Regions from separate parts of the Homo sapiens genome. Here region 1 is linked to region 2. Evidence: read pairs that join two places in POLR2A ChIA-PET (ENCODE). Cell type or tissue: PC-9. All regions are shown on one strand. Each heading gives the region's core, and the rest is flanking DNA. Links, peaks and the distances in the headings are about the cores only. Region 1 overlaps FPR3 (formyl peptide receptor 3). Region 2 has its middle 17 kb from the start of SIGLEC8.

What was found. Peaks named below come from ENCODE experiments on the same cell type or tissue, not always from the same donor. Only the 100,000 strongest peaks of a DNase experiment are listed, where the experiment ranks them.
Region 1: POLR2A ChIA-PET joins it to region 2 with 5 read pairs; 3 of 35 experiments call an interaction of 5 or more read pairs at or near these places.

The regions. Positions count from the first base shown.
Region 1 is chr19:51,805,421-51,809,815 of GRCh38, reverse strand. All of the region lies in intron 1 of FPR3 (formyl peptide receptor 3), which reads right to left. It also overlaps a transcript of ZNF577 not described here. Among named protein-coding and RNA genes, the nearest start is that of FPR3, 12 kb to the right of the region's middle. In PC-9, for the core only: no CTCF peak of the experiment used is centred there; a DNase peak (open chromatin) is centred at 2,405.
Region 2 is chr19:51,439,194-51,443,588 of GRCh38, reverse strand. No RefSeq gene overlaps it. Among named protein-coding and RNA genes, the nearest start is that of SIGLEC8, 17 kb to the left of the region's middle. RefSeq lists enhancers at 1,537-1,676, 1,977-2,266. In PC-9, for the core only: no CTCF peak of the experiment used is centred there; no DNase peak of the experiment used is centred there; H3K27me3 peaks cover 3,629 bases.

The DNA.
Region 1 (4,395 bases), core at 194-4,193, 370 kb before region 2:
CACAAGGAGTGCAGGATTAGATCTCCCAGTCAAAGAATGGGTAATGTTAGTTGGGGCAGACAAACCCATCAAAGTTCCCACTGATATTTGGGGACCTTTATCAGCAGGATATGTGAAACTAATTTTAGGCAAAATCTGCCTTAACTTACAGGGCATTACTGTAGTCCCAGAAGTTGTTGACTCTGATTATGAAGGAGAAATTCAAGTAGTTTTAATGTCACAAGATCTTTGGGTTTTGAGCTGGGACAATATACTGCTCAATTATTGCTTATTCCCTGCAAATCACACCCTTCTCCATGAAAGGAGAAATGAGAAAATAAAGAGGTTGGGAGCACAACTACATGAGAAATCTATCTATCCCAACCCATAGCCTCTAATAGACCTACCTGTGTAGTACACATTAAAGGAAAGAAATTTTATGGGCTTATGGATACGGGAGCTGATGTGTCAGTCATATCTAAAGACAGTTGGCCCCCATCCTGGCCCTTGCAATTAACTTCTACATCCCTAGTGGGAGTAGGAACAGCTCAAAGTGTTCAACAGAGCACTGAGATTTTACCTTGTCTTGGTCCAGATGGACAGTCATGTACTTTTCAGTCTTATGTTGAAAATATAGCTATCAATTTATGGGGTTGAGACTTACTTATAACATGGAATATGAGACTTACAAATGAAAACTTTGATAACCCAGGATTTAAAATGTTGAAGAACATGAGATATCAGAGGGGAAAATGTTTAGGAAAATTTCTTCAAGGAAATCCTAACCCAATATCAGTAACTGGAAAAACAGATAGAAAAGGGCTAGGACGTCAGGATTTCTGACGAGGGTCATTGATATTTCTCCTCTGCCCACTGCCTCACTATTAGAATGGCTCAGTGACAAACCCGTGTGGGTGGATCAATGGCCCCTATCTCAGGAGAACCTGATGCAACTTCAGCAGCTAGTAAAAGAACAATGGGATGCCGGACACATAAGCTTGGAATTCTCCAGTGTTTGTTTTTCCAAAAAAGTCCGGAAGATGGCGACTACTACATGATTTAAGAGCTATTCATGTACACATAAAACTGATGGGTGCCTTACAAAAACTTTCACCATCTCCAGCGGCTATTCCAAGAGACTGGCCTCTTGTAGTAATAGATCTTAAGGATTGTTTCTTTACTACACCCTTACACGAGAAGGATAAGCCTTGATTTGCATTCTCTGTGCCTTCTATTAATCAAAGAGAACCTGTTTCTCATTATCAATGGAGAGTTTTACCCCAAGGCATGCTTAACAGTCTTACGCTATGTCAGCATTTTGTAGGACAGGCATTAAAGAAGCCTCGGAATATGTTTCCTACTGCTTACATCATTCATTATATGGATGATATTCTTTTGGCTGCTCCTACAGATCAAAACCTACATCAGTTATTCAGAGAAACAAAGCAGGCTTTGACTAAATGGAATCTCAAAATAGCTCTAGAAAAGGTACAAACAACTTCCCCATACCAATACTTAGGAACTATTGTTACAGAGAGAAGTGTATGGACTCAGAAAGTAGTTCTCCATAAAGACAGGTTATAGACTTTAAATGATTTTCAGCAGTTATTAGGAGATATTAATTGGCCATGACCGATGTTAGGTATTGCTACCTATCAACTTACACATATTTACCAAACCCTGCACGGAGATTCTTTAAATTCCCTGCAGCAACTAACTAAAGAGGCAGAAGCCAAATTACAGCTTGTAGAGCAAATGTTACAGCAGAGACATGCCTCATGGCTACAACCACAAAAACCTTTGCTTTTGTTTATTCTTCCTACCCCCTACTCTCCAACAGGACTTTTGGGCCAGTTTATAGACTAGTCTGTAACAGTAATAGAATGGTTCTTTCTATCTAATCAAACAGTCAAAACCTTGCAAGTTTATCTTTCTTTAATTACACAAATTGTGACTATGGGCAGGCATAGGTCACAAATGCTTACAGGATATGATCCTGACAAAATTATTGTTCCTTTAGACTCTCAGCAACAAGCTGCAGCTTGGGAAATGTCGACTGCCTGGCAAACTGCTTTCGCAGACTTCATGGGCGTGATAGATAACCACTACTCTCAGACAAAATTTTACAGTTTTATAAAATCCATTCTTTCATTCTTCCTGTGATTACTCATCACAAACCTATTCCAGGTGGACAGACTTATTTTACTGATGGCTCTTCCAAAGGTCATGCTGCCATCTATGGACTAAAACATACTCAAACAATAAGGATCTCTGGGGTTTCAGGTCAATGCTCAGAGCTAGTTGCAGTCAGCTGTGAGGTTTTACAGCTCACAGCTTCAGATCCTATCAACTGCAGGGACCCGAAGGCCCATGGGACGTGACCAACTCAGCATTCCACTGGAGGCTATATGATCAAACAGCAAACTGTTTATCATGAATGCAGGATGTGGCAAACTCACACTGCGCTGCCACCAAAAGGTTTGTGGAGGGCCTCACTCCCTGGCTCCTTGAAGTTATCTATTGAGAGTTATCTATTGAGAAATCTAGCGCCTACTGTTTTAAGAATGCAGTCTTGCAAGCCTGCTGTGAATCAGGCTGCTAGCCAGCAACCACCCCCCCCACTTCCTGCTATCTCTTTTGCCTGATAAATACGGAGGGCTGTGTAAAGCTCAGGGCCATTGTCCACTAGAGGCAAGCTGCCCCCTGACCGCTTCTTCCAAATATACTCTTTTATCTCTTGTCTTTTATTCCCACGCTCGTCCCCTTTGTTCAGTCCATCAGGGATCGTGGCAGGCTACAATCAACATTGTCAACCATAAAGACAGGTTACAGACTTTAAATGATTTTCAGCAATTATTAGGAGATATTAATTGGCTACGCCCGATGTTAGGTATTGCTACCTATCAACTTACACATCTTTACCAAACCCTGCAAGGAGATTCTTCTTGTTCAGCTTATGTTGTAAATTTAGCCATTCGCATAGAAACTGCTACAGTTAAAAGTACGCTAGACCCAGAACTGCTTAATTTGTTTCACTTATTCTCATATGCTGCATGGTACATGCCAAACAGGTGAGACAGCTGGTCATGTACAGCGACATTGTCTGTCATCATTTGCTCATATGGGAATACCTAAACAATTAAAAATTGACAATGGACCTGCTTATACTAGTCATGCTTTTCAAAATTTCCTACAGCTTTGGGCTATAACCCATAAAACAGGAATTCCTTATAATCCTAGAGGACAAGGCATTATAGAATGGGCACATCAAACATTACAACGAATGTTGAAAAGACAAAAAGGGGGTATAGGAGGCCAACTACCACCTCAATCAAAACTACATTTAGCCTTATTTACTTTAAAATTTTTGACTCCTGGTACGGATGGTAAGACTCCAGCAGAAAGACATTGGCAAGTGTTAGAGGAAAAGAGGAAAGTTTATCTGAAAGTGTTATGGAAATCCCCAGAAGAAGGACAATGGAAAGGCCCGGTGGATTTACTGACATGGGGAAGAGGGTATGCTTGTGTGTTTACAGGAGATTGACAAGCCATGTGGGTGCCCTCAAGGTGCTTGCAACCCTGGAATGGGAGACTGGAGAAACATGGGGTGGCCAACCATGGGCCCAGTCCCTCCGGTACGAGCCATGAGTCAGCTGAGCCTGAGTGCAAAGATGGAGAGAAGGCCGACTGGAGTCACGACACAGTCTTAATGTTACATTTGTAAAGAATATCACCACTCAATTTGTGGTTTGTGTTTTTAATCCTTATGTCTTTTTGGCAGCTCAGAAGGACCAGCTCCAGGTAAACAATACCCAGTTGACCTGTAAATCTTGCCAGTTATATCACTGCATTAATCATAGCACATTGCGAACACATAATATCTCGACTTTGATGATTTTAGGTTGCATCCCTGGGCTAGGGATTCCTGTTAATCTGTCCGAGGCTTGGGCTGCCACACCTGCTTTGCATTTTGTGAAACTTCTTCTACTTCAGGTTACTTATTGTGCCCGTAGAGCCTTAGGCATGATAATTTTTGCTATCGTTTCCTTGGTCACACTAATAACTTCTGTTGTGATGTCCTCTGTAACTTTGCATAGTTCTGTTCAAACGGCTCAGTACGTAGAGAATTGGACACGTACAGCCAACCAAGCGAGGCTACTTCAGAATAAAATTAACACTGAGTTACAAACTGAAGTGGCAATGTTGAAATCCATGGTTCTGTGGTTAGGGGAACAAGTATAAAGCTTGCAGTTGCAGCGGCAATTGCGCTGTCATTTTAATCACACTCGTATTTGTGTAACCAACTTAGAATATAACAAAAGTGAGTATCCGTGGGACCTTGTGAAAGCCCATTTGCAAGGAGCTTTCACATCCAACATCACCTTTGATATTAGTGAATTACAAAACAAAATTCTT
Region 2 (4,395 bases), core at 141-4,140:
GTTTAACAATTCTGATGTCTAGTCAAAGTTTAGTAATGCATTTGTTTGAGGGAATATGGTCTGAATCACAAATTCATAGAGCTACCATTATGCAGGGATGGAAAGTGGCTTTTTAATGGAGTTGACTAGTGTGTTCCTAATATGAATAATTAGTAATATTTACAAGGCAGCTTGAATCCTGATAGGCAGAGCACACTGGTGTTTTTCGTTTTGTTTTCATGGAATGCATAGCATATCGTTTCTTTAAGATTTTATCCTAGTCATCTTTTAATACTCTGCTCAAAATGGAGTTCCCTGTCCTGGTCCTTGTCCTTCACTGCTCCCCCGAACACCATATCTATGACTACTTTATGTCAGTACTATAAATATTGCTGTACACTGTGGTGTACTTGTCTTTCTCCTTTTGTAAGTTGTAAACGCTTGATTTTATTCTTGTGTCTTCAGGGCCTGGTACTTTTTCCTGTTATAATAGATGCTCCATAAATGTCTATTCAATAAATAATTTTAATCCTGTGGAAAAAAAAAAAAAGAAAGTGAAAAACAGGGCCGGGTGCGGTGGCTCACACCTGTAATCCCAGCACTTTGGGAGGCCGAGGTAGGCAGATCACGAGGTCAAGAGATCAAGACAATCCTGGGCACCATGGAGAAACCCCGTCTCTACTAAAAATGCAAAAAATTAGCTGGGCGTGGTGGCGAGCGCCTGTAATCCCAGCTACTCGGGAGGCTGAGGCAGGAGAATCGCTTGAACCTGGAAGGTGGAGGTTGCAGTGAGCTGGGATAATGCCACTGCACTTCAGCCTGAGTGACAGAGCAAGACTCTGTCAAAAAGAAAGAAGGAGTTAAGGAAGGAAGGAAGGAGACAAGAAAGAAAGAAAAGGAAGGAAGGAAGGAAAGAAAGAAAAGTAAGCAAGAAAGAAAGAAAGAGAAAGAAAGAAAAAGAAAGAGAAAAACAGACAACCCTCGAGGCACAGGAAGGGCAGCGGGATGACATTTATTGGAGGTAAAAAATCACTGTATTCAGTCCGCTGTCCTCAGACACAGGACACAAACTGAAATCCACAGGGAACCAAAGTGTGGGCTGAAGACGGAGCTGTCTACATAATAGTAAAGAGCACACAAAAAAATTGGATTCTTTTCTCCTACACAACTGCTCACCTACAGGCCGTGGTGACCCGTTTTGCAAGCATGGCAGTGGTGGGCATGGTCTGGCTTTGTAGCTGGCTAGAAAGGAGAACTGTTAGCTTTTTGGCATAATTCTAAGTTCCACACCAAGGATCCTATTTTATCACTTGGGTGGTGAGTAGAGAAACAAACACAAATGCCAACAAAAAATCCGACAAGCTGGTGCCATCCTCACCATTCCCGGCATGAGTGCTGCCTGCACCGCGGCACACACAGTCTCCCCTGCTATGGCTGGTGGGCCAGTTCCGGTTCTTGACTTTGCCTCAAGAAAAGAATTCGAGAGTGAGTCCAAGGTAAAAGTAAGCAAGAGAGTTAATTGCAAAGTGAACGTGCACTCTTAACAGCTGGTCAGAGCGGCTGCTCAAAGGTGAGACAGCGCTGACTGACGCTGGGGAAACTCCCTTTAGGGGAATCTTCCGTGATTACTCATGCGTGGGTGGGACGGTGTTGCTCTTAAGCGTGTTCTGGGTGGTCTGTTAGGCCCGCATGCGCAATGGCTGTACATGCTAGTGCATATACATCGCTGTCTCAGTAGCACCTTAAGTCTCCACGTGAGGGTGTGTTTTCACTATTATAATGAGCATAGGTCAGCCCAAGGACACTACCTAAGCATGGGTTTCTGCACTTGCACGGATATGGGGACTGTCCCTTCTTCCCTTCTACCTCCTTGCTACAGGATGTTTTGACCACGAGCCCAGGATGCGGTTTATGCGCTGTCGGGGTTTGCGAGCTGTCCGGCGGATTGTTCTCTCCGTCTATTTAGCAAATGTGTTTCCCTTTAAGGGAGGCTGTGTAAGGGAGGCTGTGAAACGCCTGTCTAACCTACTTACGCTGCAGCTGCACCAGGGAGCAACACAGAGACTTCACAGGAAAACTGGAAGAAACCACAGACCTTTCTAAAGAAGCGGTGGGCAGCAGCCTACACCACGAGCCAGGCAGAAAACTGTGAGTCCCCACAGTGTGAGAAGGGGAGAGACTGACTCAGGGATGTGTATTCTTTTGTAGCCTTTCCTTCGGGTTGAAGAGCACTTAGGTTGATTCTGTATCTTTCCAATCATTGAATTTTCTCAACTTTTTGCTTTTTCTTCTCCCTCAAGAACACCTATGAGTCTTAGATTTCGGGCAAGTCTACTTTCCCCACTCAAGATGACATTGCAGATCTCAGTCGGGAGCTTCTCTCAACCCGTGACCGCCTCCTGAGTCAGCTAGCTGGCTTCTGCAAGGCCCCCTGTGAGGTAGCATCGGGAATGGCTTCCCTCTGTCCCTGCTGGAGCCCAGGACTGCACGCCAAGCACATCCCAATGTGACTCCTTATCTACTCCCCAACGCTCCCTAACTCAGCTCCAGTGCTGGGCAGGGTGAGGGCTTCCCCCTCCTGTGGCCTGGACTGCGTGGCACCCCAGTGGGAGTGCACATCCCTGAGTCAGTCTCTCCCCTTCTCACACTGTGGGGACTCACAGTTTTCTGTCTGGCTCGTGGTGTAGGCTGCTGCCCACCGTTTCTTTAGAAAGGTCTGTGGTTTCTTCCAGTTTTCCTGTTAAGTTCCTGTGTTGGTCCCTGGTGAAAAGGTCACAACATAAATCTTTATACACTGTTTCATCTTTCCAAGGTGGGAGAGGCCGGCTAACAATGCCTGCAATCTGCCATCCTCTCTTTTCAGTTTTGATGTGTTATATACACTCATGCACATATACATAATGTTTACCAAAGTGGGATCATATTCTTAAATGTCCTTTATTAGGAATTCTGAAACATTAAGGGCAAATTTAATCAGAGGAAGGTGAATATACAGCTCTGAGTGTCTAGCATATATTTACAAAATATCTCAAGTCTTCTGTATCTAGATATAATTACAAAATATCTCTGAAGTCTTCTGTTTTACTCTGAAAGTCCCTATGAATGTTTGTGGCCTATGGAAAAACACGTTTCTGTTAGTTTCAACGGGAAAATAATGCATTCATTGTCACTAAAGTTGTCTGATTGACCTGACTCAGTATTTGAGTATAAATGACATCCCCAGAAGATATGCAAAGTGGACCTTCTGCCTTTAGCTCCTCTGAAGCACTTTTCACGCCCTGCCCTTGGGTCCTGGATCCCCACTGGAGAAGCAACAGCTCTGCACCACTACTGTTAATTATTCATGGCTGCATAGTATTCCACTGAATTTGATGTGTGTTGACTTATTCAACCAATACCCTATTTAGGAGCATTAAGCTTTTTTCAATTTGTTTTGAAACAGGGTCTTGCTCTGTTGCCCAGGCTGGAGTGCAGTGGCATGATCATGGTTCACTGCAGCCTCAACCCTCCAGGCTCAGGCAGTCCTCCTGCCTCAGCCTCCCGAGTAGCTGGGACCACAAGCATGCACTACCATGCCTAGCTAATTTTTTTTTTTTTTTTGTAGAGACAGAGTCTGCCTATGTTGCCCAGGCTGATCTCAAACTCATGGACTCAAGCAATCCTCCCACTTCAGCCTCCTTAAGTGCTGAGATGTAGGCTTGAGCCACTATGCCCAGCCAGTTCTTTCCATTTAAAAAATATATATAGACAATTTTTCCCAGAAGCATATGACGGGATAGACATAATTTTTAGAGCAGTTTAGGTTCACAGATTGAGCAGAAGGTACAGAGATTCTCCATATACCACCTGCCCCCACACATGCATAACCTCCTCTATTATCAGCATCTCCCACCAGAGTGGTACATTTGTCATACTTGATGAACCTCCATTGATACGGTATTAGCACCCAAAGTCCATCGTCTATATCAGGGTTTACTATTTTGTATACACAGCAGCATGCACAGCTTTTGCCTAGTCCGATTTGTAGATCCATGAAGAATCCCAGAAGTAGACTTGTGTGGGAAACACATGAACCTTGCCCAGAGAGAAATCTGGCCTTCTGGAGCACCTTGTCCAAAACCCTGTCTCTTCAGTCAGGAATAGCAGTATCCAGGGCTCACCTGGGGGCGGGTGGCAGCCTGGGGAGCAGACCCAAGGAGCTCTCAATCCATTTCTGGAGCCCAGCTTTGTACCTTCTTACCAAGAGAGCAGAACGTCACAGTCCCTCCCGGGGCAAAGTCCTGCCCGGTGCAGCCAGAGTGCACACTAATGAACAGCCACTCCTCCCCATTTATCAGGCCTGGAGACCAAATGGAATGTTAACCTGGGATTTTTGAGGAGCTGTACACAAGGTGGGGTTCCCTACCTGCTCCCTAC